2 separate regions of the Homo sapiens genome follow, and region 1 is linked to region 2. Evidence: chromatin contacts called from ENCODE Hi-C or POLR2A ChIA-PET data. All regions are on one chromosome and are shown on one strand. Each heading gives the region's core, a stretch centred on a gene start or an enhancer-like site at or near the end of the contact. The rest is flanking DNA. Distances are from core to core; before and after follow the strand shown.

The links. A loop is a pair of places that touch in the nucleus more often than their neighbours do. ChIA-PET counts read pairs that join two places held with the same protein, here RNA polymerase II (POLR2A). Pooled maps may share reads with other maps.
Region 1: a map of Right ventricle myocardium inferior shows a loop between it and region 2 (2.7-fold over the local background). The contact joins two enhancer-like sites. A Hi-C loop is called at or near these places in 1 of 168 maps with a recorded cell type or tissue (Right ventricle myocardium inferior) and 8 of 50 pooled maps. POLR2A ChIA-PET finds 5 or more read pairs at or near these places in 1 of 52 experiments (H1).

What each region holds. Positions count from the first base shown.
Region 1 is chr12:2,382,475-2,385,708 of GRCh38, reverse strand. The region is part of intron 3 of CACNA1C (calcium voltage-gated channel subunit alpha1 C); the gene reads right to left. Among named protein-coding and RNA genes, the nearest start is that of CACNA1C-IT3, 110 kb to the right of the region's middle. Within about 2 kb of position 1,533, at least 8 of the 41 ENCODE cell types and tissues checked have a DNase peak (open chromatin) inside an H3K27ac peak, as active enhancers do.
Region 2 is chr12:1,795,488-1,799,044 of GRCh38, reverse strand. CACNA2D4 (calcium voltage-gated channel auxiliary subunit alpha2delta 4) reads left to right here. Exons shown (of 38, transcript NM_172364.5): 35 at 1,510-1,627; 36 at 3,265-3,377. Among named protein-coding and RNA genes, the nearest start is that of LRTM2, 23 kb to the left of the region's middle. RefSeq lists enhancers at 1,009-1,913, 1,914-2,819, 2,931-3,498 and silencers at 1,841-2,070, 2,171-2,300, 2,641-2,970. Within about 2 kb of position 2,109, at least 30 of the 41 ENCODE cell types and tissues checked have a DNase peak (open chromatin) inside an H3K27ac peak, as active enhancers do.

The DNA.
Region 1 (3,234 bases), core at 284-2,783, 590 kb before region 2:
TGCAGGATTTCAAGACTTTTAAACAGAAGCAATTTTACCAGGTTTGCTTCTTAGATGGGTGAGGCAGCCACAGAGTGACAGGTGAACTAAGAATGGAGGGAGGCAGGGGGACCCGTCAAGAGACTGTTGCAAATTTCCAGGCAAAAGCTGCCAGGGGCCTACCTAAGGCTACAGAGGGAGGGAGGTCATGGAGAGACAGCAGCGGGTCCTAGCTGCCCTTGGGTGTAGGGGTGCTAAGTGGATAAGGTGAGGGGGATACAGGAACAATTTTAGTTGCTGGTGGAGACTGAGAAAGTTGAGGAAGTTGTTTTCTGATCACCTCATTTTTTTTTTTTCCTATCAGAACTAGGTGATGAGGTTCCGTTGCCGGGAGAGGGAGGCAGGCATCAGAAAAGCCTCTGGCCCGGCCGTGCAGTACCTGGCTGTGTGCATCTGAGGGGGCCGGTCTTCCTGTCTATAAAGCCAGGGAGCTCAAGCAGATCCCTCTGAAGTCTCTTCCAGCATGGAGACTCTGATTCCATCACACTGGCATTTGCTCATGTTTTCACTTTCTTAACTTCCCCGGTGACTCAAATTACAACTTGTTATGGGTATAAAGCCTCATTTTCTCTGGGAATCTGGACTACGTCTTTGTAAGTCTTCAGCTCGGGGCAGGCAGTTTCAATCCTTGGGGAGCGAGCACTATGCTTACTTCGCTCTCATCTCCCTCCTTTCACGGTCAGTTGGCTCCCCTCCCTGAGGCTGACCACTCCCAGCCCCTTTCCAGATGGCGTCTAATAAAGCCGAATGGGACAGAGACGTACCTTCTGGATAACTACGCATGCAGTAAATTCTAGCAGACCAAAAAGTAAAAAGATTTGCTAAGCCAAGGAGTGGGCTTTGCTCAAATTGCAAAGGAATTTCTCCAAAGGCCTCTTGCAATGCCTTGCTATGGAGTTCATCTGTCCCTGCAGTGCCTCTACTGGTACTATACTATGCCACGGTGAGGACCAAGACTGCAAGAGGCTGGAGACCCAGGTTGCAGGTTGCCCATGTGGCTTACTCTCCCTCCACCTCCCTTCCCTTTCACTGTTGCTGCTCAGAGAAGGAAAAGTGCAGGGTTGTCTACCAGGAAAAGAAAAATAGGGCATGTACACAAACGGAGAAAGGGAGGCTGGGGTTGAAAAAGAGTCATGAACTGGAGAGACTGACCATGGGCTTTTGTTAGAAAGAAAAAAAGGAGACAACAACAGGGTGCCAGGAGACCTCTAATTGTGCTCATTCTTGCTAGAGTCCTTCATGGACTCTAGGCTCAGTTCCGAATCCACGACCAAAGTAGATGAACTTGGAGTAAGATCCAACAACATAAGGTGATTAGGGTCAGAAAGAACAACTTGCACAGAAAGGGTGAAAGACGCACAATGTGTAACCTGGAGGAAAGACAGTAGAAACAAGATGTAACAAACATCTTCGAGAATATGAAGAACTCTTACACAAAGACAGTACAGTAACCCGCGATTCTCCGCCAAGGAGCATGCAGATGAGTCACCTGCGAGAAAACTTGAGTGCAACAGTGTTTCTGGTGGCACTGCTGCTAACCTGGGTGGTGTGTGATCCACAGAAGGAAGGCAGCTTGTCTGGAGGGTTTTAAAAATCAGAGTGGTCCTTATCAGTTTGCTGAGGTTCAGATGAGGTTCTCCATGTAGGGGTGGCAAATGCATTCACAACCTCTCAAGTACCTTGCACCCGGAGGATCTGTGATTTCCCTGCTCATTAGCACCTTTGGCAGAAAGGGAAGCCAGGATGAAATGCTAATCAATTAGATTTCCTGCTCATTAACAGCTCTTCTGAAATGATTAAAGGAGGAAGTGAGAACCAACAGACAAATTCAGGACTGGGCCCTGGCCTCTTCTTCTGCCCTCTGGCCCATTCTGCAGGGCGTTGTCTTGCACTGGCTTCTCACTGGGGCAAAGGGTACTTCACTGTATTTTTGGTTCCTTCTATTTTGACGTGGTTTGAGTGTTCAGCTCTCCCCAGCAAGGCATGGGAAAAGGCTCTTTTCCTTGCCTTGGCTCTGAGACAAAATCCTTTCTTAGGATGATTATTATTGCTATTCACATTATCATTGCAGACGAGGCAGTGAAAATTCCCTACTTACTCTGCTGTCTCATTGGATCGCCTCCTCTGTCTGGGAATTCAGGCTTTCCATTTATAACTCCACTGGTTTATCGTAGGGTTGAAGCTGACCCCTCGCTCAACCGGACATGAAGACATCATTACTTAGAAACCAAGGACAAAGGGCACATTCCTGCCACCCAACGAACTACAGCTATGTTGCTGATCTCTTACCACCCAGGAGTGGTTACGATTATTCCAATGACAGTAAGACCAGGCAAAGGGGGAAATTCCAGGCCCCTAGGTTAAGCATCGCCACGAGACAACCCGCTTTAGTCTCCACTGCTCTTGTTTGCCTTTGCTCCCACCCACCCTTCTTTTCCTGAGCCTTCCAAATGCTACAGGTGCTGCTTGCATATGATCATAGTAATAGCTACACTCGTTTAGTGCTTACAAGCCAGGCACACCTACACAGCACAGCACCCCATTTTATGGAAGAGAAGGCTGATAAACCACTTGCCTGGATCACACAGTTCATTAATGATAGTGCTGGGACTTGAATCCAGGATTACAAACTAGTTCCAGCTGATCTAGAGTGCATTAGGGAACACTGCCTCTCTTACCTACAAGTGGCCTTGGTCCAGCCTGCTGAGCCCAGAGCTAAGCAGCTTCCCAGCTCTGATCCCAGTGACTAATACCAAGGCTTTCCCCATCCTGTGGGACTCTCAAGAACAGCTGAAAGGCGGTTGTGTCAATAAGCCCATCTCAAGATCTCGGATGAGCTCTATTCTAAGTCAGTCAGTTCCACATCGATGCAAGTTCCTTTCAAATACTCATGGGTTATTTTCTTATTTAATGAGGAGGTAAAGGGTGCCCAGGGCAAAATACATTCTGGGATTTGCCAGTTCAGGAACATTTGCTTATGGGATATATGACTGGTTTCGAATCTCAGCACACACAAGGTTGGCTCCTACATCTCTCCTTTCTGTCTCTCACAGCCTCGATGTTCACATAAGCTCAGAGCTCCCCCTATGATATGATTCAGACACAAGCAGCACAGGATTGAAATGTGAATTGCCAATTTAGAGAAGTCTGTAAGCTTCTTGTGCTGTGGCTGCCTTTGGTGGTTCTCATGATGGC
Region 2 (3,557 bases), core at 860-3,359:
TCCAGAACTTCCCACCACCTGGGCTGTCCCCAGCTTATCCCATCTCTTCATCTCCACTGTGGTCCTCTCTCTGGCTTGCTCTTCGTTCTCTTCTGCTGGCCTTGGCTTGGGGCTTCCTCTGCCCCTGGGCTCAGGGCAGTTCGGGCTGTGTCTCCAGACTCCTTCTGGACTCACATCCGCGATCGGGTGGGGCTGCTCTGGGGTGTTCACAGTCACTAGGTGTCAGTGACAGGACACTGTCCCCTCTGTCTCTGTCAGCAGCTGCATCTTGCAAAAGTTGAAGATGATCCCCCTCAATCTGCCTGCTCAGAATTTCTCTTCTCTGGGGTACCTGTCCCCTGGAGCTCCTCCCCCTGGTCTGGCCTACACAGATGTCAGTGTCCCCAGTGAAGGCGCACTGGACTTGGAGTCCCAGGCCGGGGCGTAGGTGCTGCAGCCCCTTCCACTGCGTGACCCTGGGGACGCCACTCAACCCTGCCATTGTCAGGCAGGCTTCTGTGCCCAGCCCTGGGGACAAAACTCACAGCCCTGGCCGCTGTGGGCTTGCTCCTCTCGGTGAGAGTTTTCTGCACGCCAGCTAGTGTCCCCTCTGGGTTTCCAGCTCTGGCTGGGAGCTTCTGGATTTGGAAGCTGGGGAGACCCATGCTCTCCTGTAGGACTCTGCATGAGCCTGGGAAGGTAGCTCACACCTGTGCTCCCTGCCTCTAGGTCTATCCCTGGGGGCCACAGCCAGGCCCTGAGAACAGAAGGGCCATGCAGACAGCCTGTGTGGCAGGGCCCTGCTCTGCCATGTGCCCACCTCAGGAGGCTCCGGGAGGGAACGGACTCGGGTCCTGCAGAGCGGGGCTGAGGCACTCGCCTCCACCTTTGGTTGAGTCCACTGTCCTTGTCCCAGGGAGCTAAGGCAAATCGCGCAGCCCCCGAGGAGTCCCGCACCGGGTGGCTGTGGCTTCTGGGCTTCCGCAGCCCCAGGCCTGGAGCCCACCTGCCCGGCTGCCCCCACCGCAGGCGCTCAGGCTCAATGGGTGGAGTGTGGGCCTGGCTGTGCGGGAGAGCAGGGCAGGATTGCCCAGGAACTGCACTGCGTCTGTCCACAGTGAAGGGAGGGGTGGTGGGCCTAAGTACCCCCAAGCCACCCCTTGGTGCCCCTACTGCCTCTGCTCCCCGCTCAGACCCTCCCCCGGGATCTGAGTGCTGGAAGGGGCCCTGGAGATGGTGCACTGCCCCCAGCTCAGTGAGGGCCAGGCTCCCCAGAGGAAGCGCTTTCCCTCCACCGAGGCTCAGGGCCCCTGCGGCGCTCCCCGTGCCAAGCCACCCTCTCCAGAGACTCCGGGTGTCTTCCCTCCCCTCACCCCCCGCCCGGCTCCTCCCACGCGTGTCCTGAGAACTGCCTGAGGAGGGACCCTCTGCAAATGCACTGGGGTGAACTCTGGCCCTGGGAGTGCCGAGGCGAGGTCACCGCAGGCCAGAGGCCCCTTCGGTGGCGTGATGTCCTTTCTCCGCCCGCAGCCCACAAACACAAGAAGCAGGACCCGCTGCAGCCCTGCGACACGGAGTACCCCGTGTTCGTGTACCAGCCGGCCATCCGGGAGGCCAACGGGATCGTGGAGTGCGGGCCCTGCCAGAAGTAAGACCGCAGGGCGGCGCCGCCCGTCCCGCCACACTCCTCCCGCCCTCGGCAAGGCGGAAGTGCGGGCAGGGCCCCGGAACCCCCGGGAAACGGCTCCACAGCCGGGAGGAGGGGATGCGTCTAAGTGCAGAGCCCACGCTCCCGGGGTCTTCCCCCGCCGTCCTCAGTGGAGGAGACACGCAGGAGGCGGACGGTCTGAGGCGGGCAGGACGGCTGGGGACCGGGACAGCCGGGATGGGGAGAGGTGGTCCCGAGGCCTGACCCTGTGTGTCGAGCCCACCCCGCCGAGGCCGCAGCCGTGACCCCACGGCGTCTCTGGGCGAGTGGGCCCTTCGGCGGGTCTCCCCCAGCCCTGCTCAGGCGGTGCCCAGGGCGGTGCCAGTGCCCGCGCCTGAGCTGCGTGGGGAGAACTTGGAAGGCAGAGGGAGTGTGAGAAGAGAAGGCCGGAAGTGTGCGATGTCCTCGGGTCGCTGGGAGCCCCGCGGGCAGCCTCTGTCAGGCTTCCTGCTGTGTGGAAGCCGCTAGTTATAACCCGCCCTGGCCCCGGGGAGGCAGGGAGGCCGCGCGGAAGGGTCTCTCCTGCTGACCCCCCGCACCCAAGCCCGGGAGGACCCCCACGCTGGGAATGCGGCGGCCTCCTCGAGGGTCGCCTCAGCCAGACGTGCCGCTCGCCAGGCGGTCCCTAGACCCCCGGGCCCGTGGCACACCATTTAACAGTGCGGCACCTGCGGCGCTGGCATCGGGGCTCCCTTCTCCCCCACTCCCTGCGCGTCGTGCTGCGCGGGTTTCACCCCGGGTTCTGTGCAGCGTTGAGGGCTGGGGTTAGCGTTCCCTGTGCACTTGTCGCAAAGGCTCGGTGCGAGGATAGAGCCAGCGGGCTCCGGAGTGAAGCGAGGGCTTCAGAGTAGACACTCCTGAATTGAAAACTGGCTCTGCGCTCCCCCGCTTATGACCGTGGGCAAGTGACTTCGCCTCCTCTAGTCTCCATTCTCTCATCTGCAAAATGGGCACAACACCAGCCTCATACAGAGCCGTGAAGGCTGAGAGTATACACGGCTGTGGTGTGCACGTTGGGTGTGTGAGACCGCCCATCCCAGGGGAGGCGCTCGGTAGGCGGCCGCTGGGACTGCTGGGAAGGCCGTGGGCCTGGCGGGCGGGCTCCGCCCCACTCCGCGCCACTCCTCGCAGGGCGGCCTCGCCGAGCGCGGGGCCACTGCGCCACCTGGTGGCCAAGCTCCAGCGCTGCCGCTTCGCCCGGGCCTGCCCCCGCCACCCTCACCCAGAGCAAGTGTTGCCTCGCCCGCCCATTTGCTCCGGACGGTCTTGATTTACGCCTGTCGTCCCTGCATATATTAATAGCAACTCTGCACTCTCCAAAGCGGCCCAGTTTGGACTTCCTCACTGTCTCCAGTCTGCTAGGAAAGGAAATGCAGCAGCAAAGGCTTGTGAGCAAAGCCAGTAGGACTGAGCCATCTGCCAGGCCCGTTCCCTTAGCTGCCCCGACCCGCCCTGCCTCATGGTTCCGGGCTTCCCTGCCACCCTAACTCCACACTAAAGTCTCCAGAAGTTCCTTCCCTAGAAGCCCTTCTCGTGGTCGCCACGGAGCCATCCTCGACTCCCTTTCTTTGCTGCAGGGTATTTGTGGTGCAGCAGATTCCCAACAGTAACCTCCTCCTCCTGGTGACAGACCCCACCTGTGACTGCAGCATCTTCCCACCAGTGCTGCAGGAGGCGACAGAAGTCAAATATATCCTGCAATGCTCGGGGATGTGTGCGGTGGGGGCGGGGGCTGTAGGAGGTGTCTGTAGGGCTCAGATTTTGAGCAGCGGGGCCAGCCTCCTTCACCGCCCGTGTCCTCCACAGGGCTCCGTTATTTGTTCTCTAACCCTTCCCTGGGCCCCGGTGCTGCCTCCTGACCCTAAAGCTG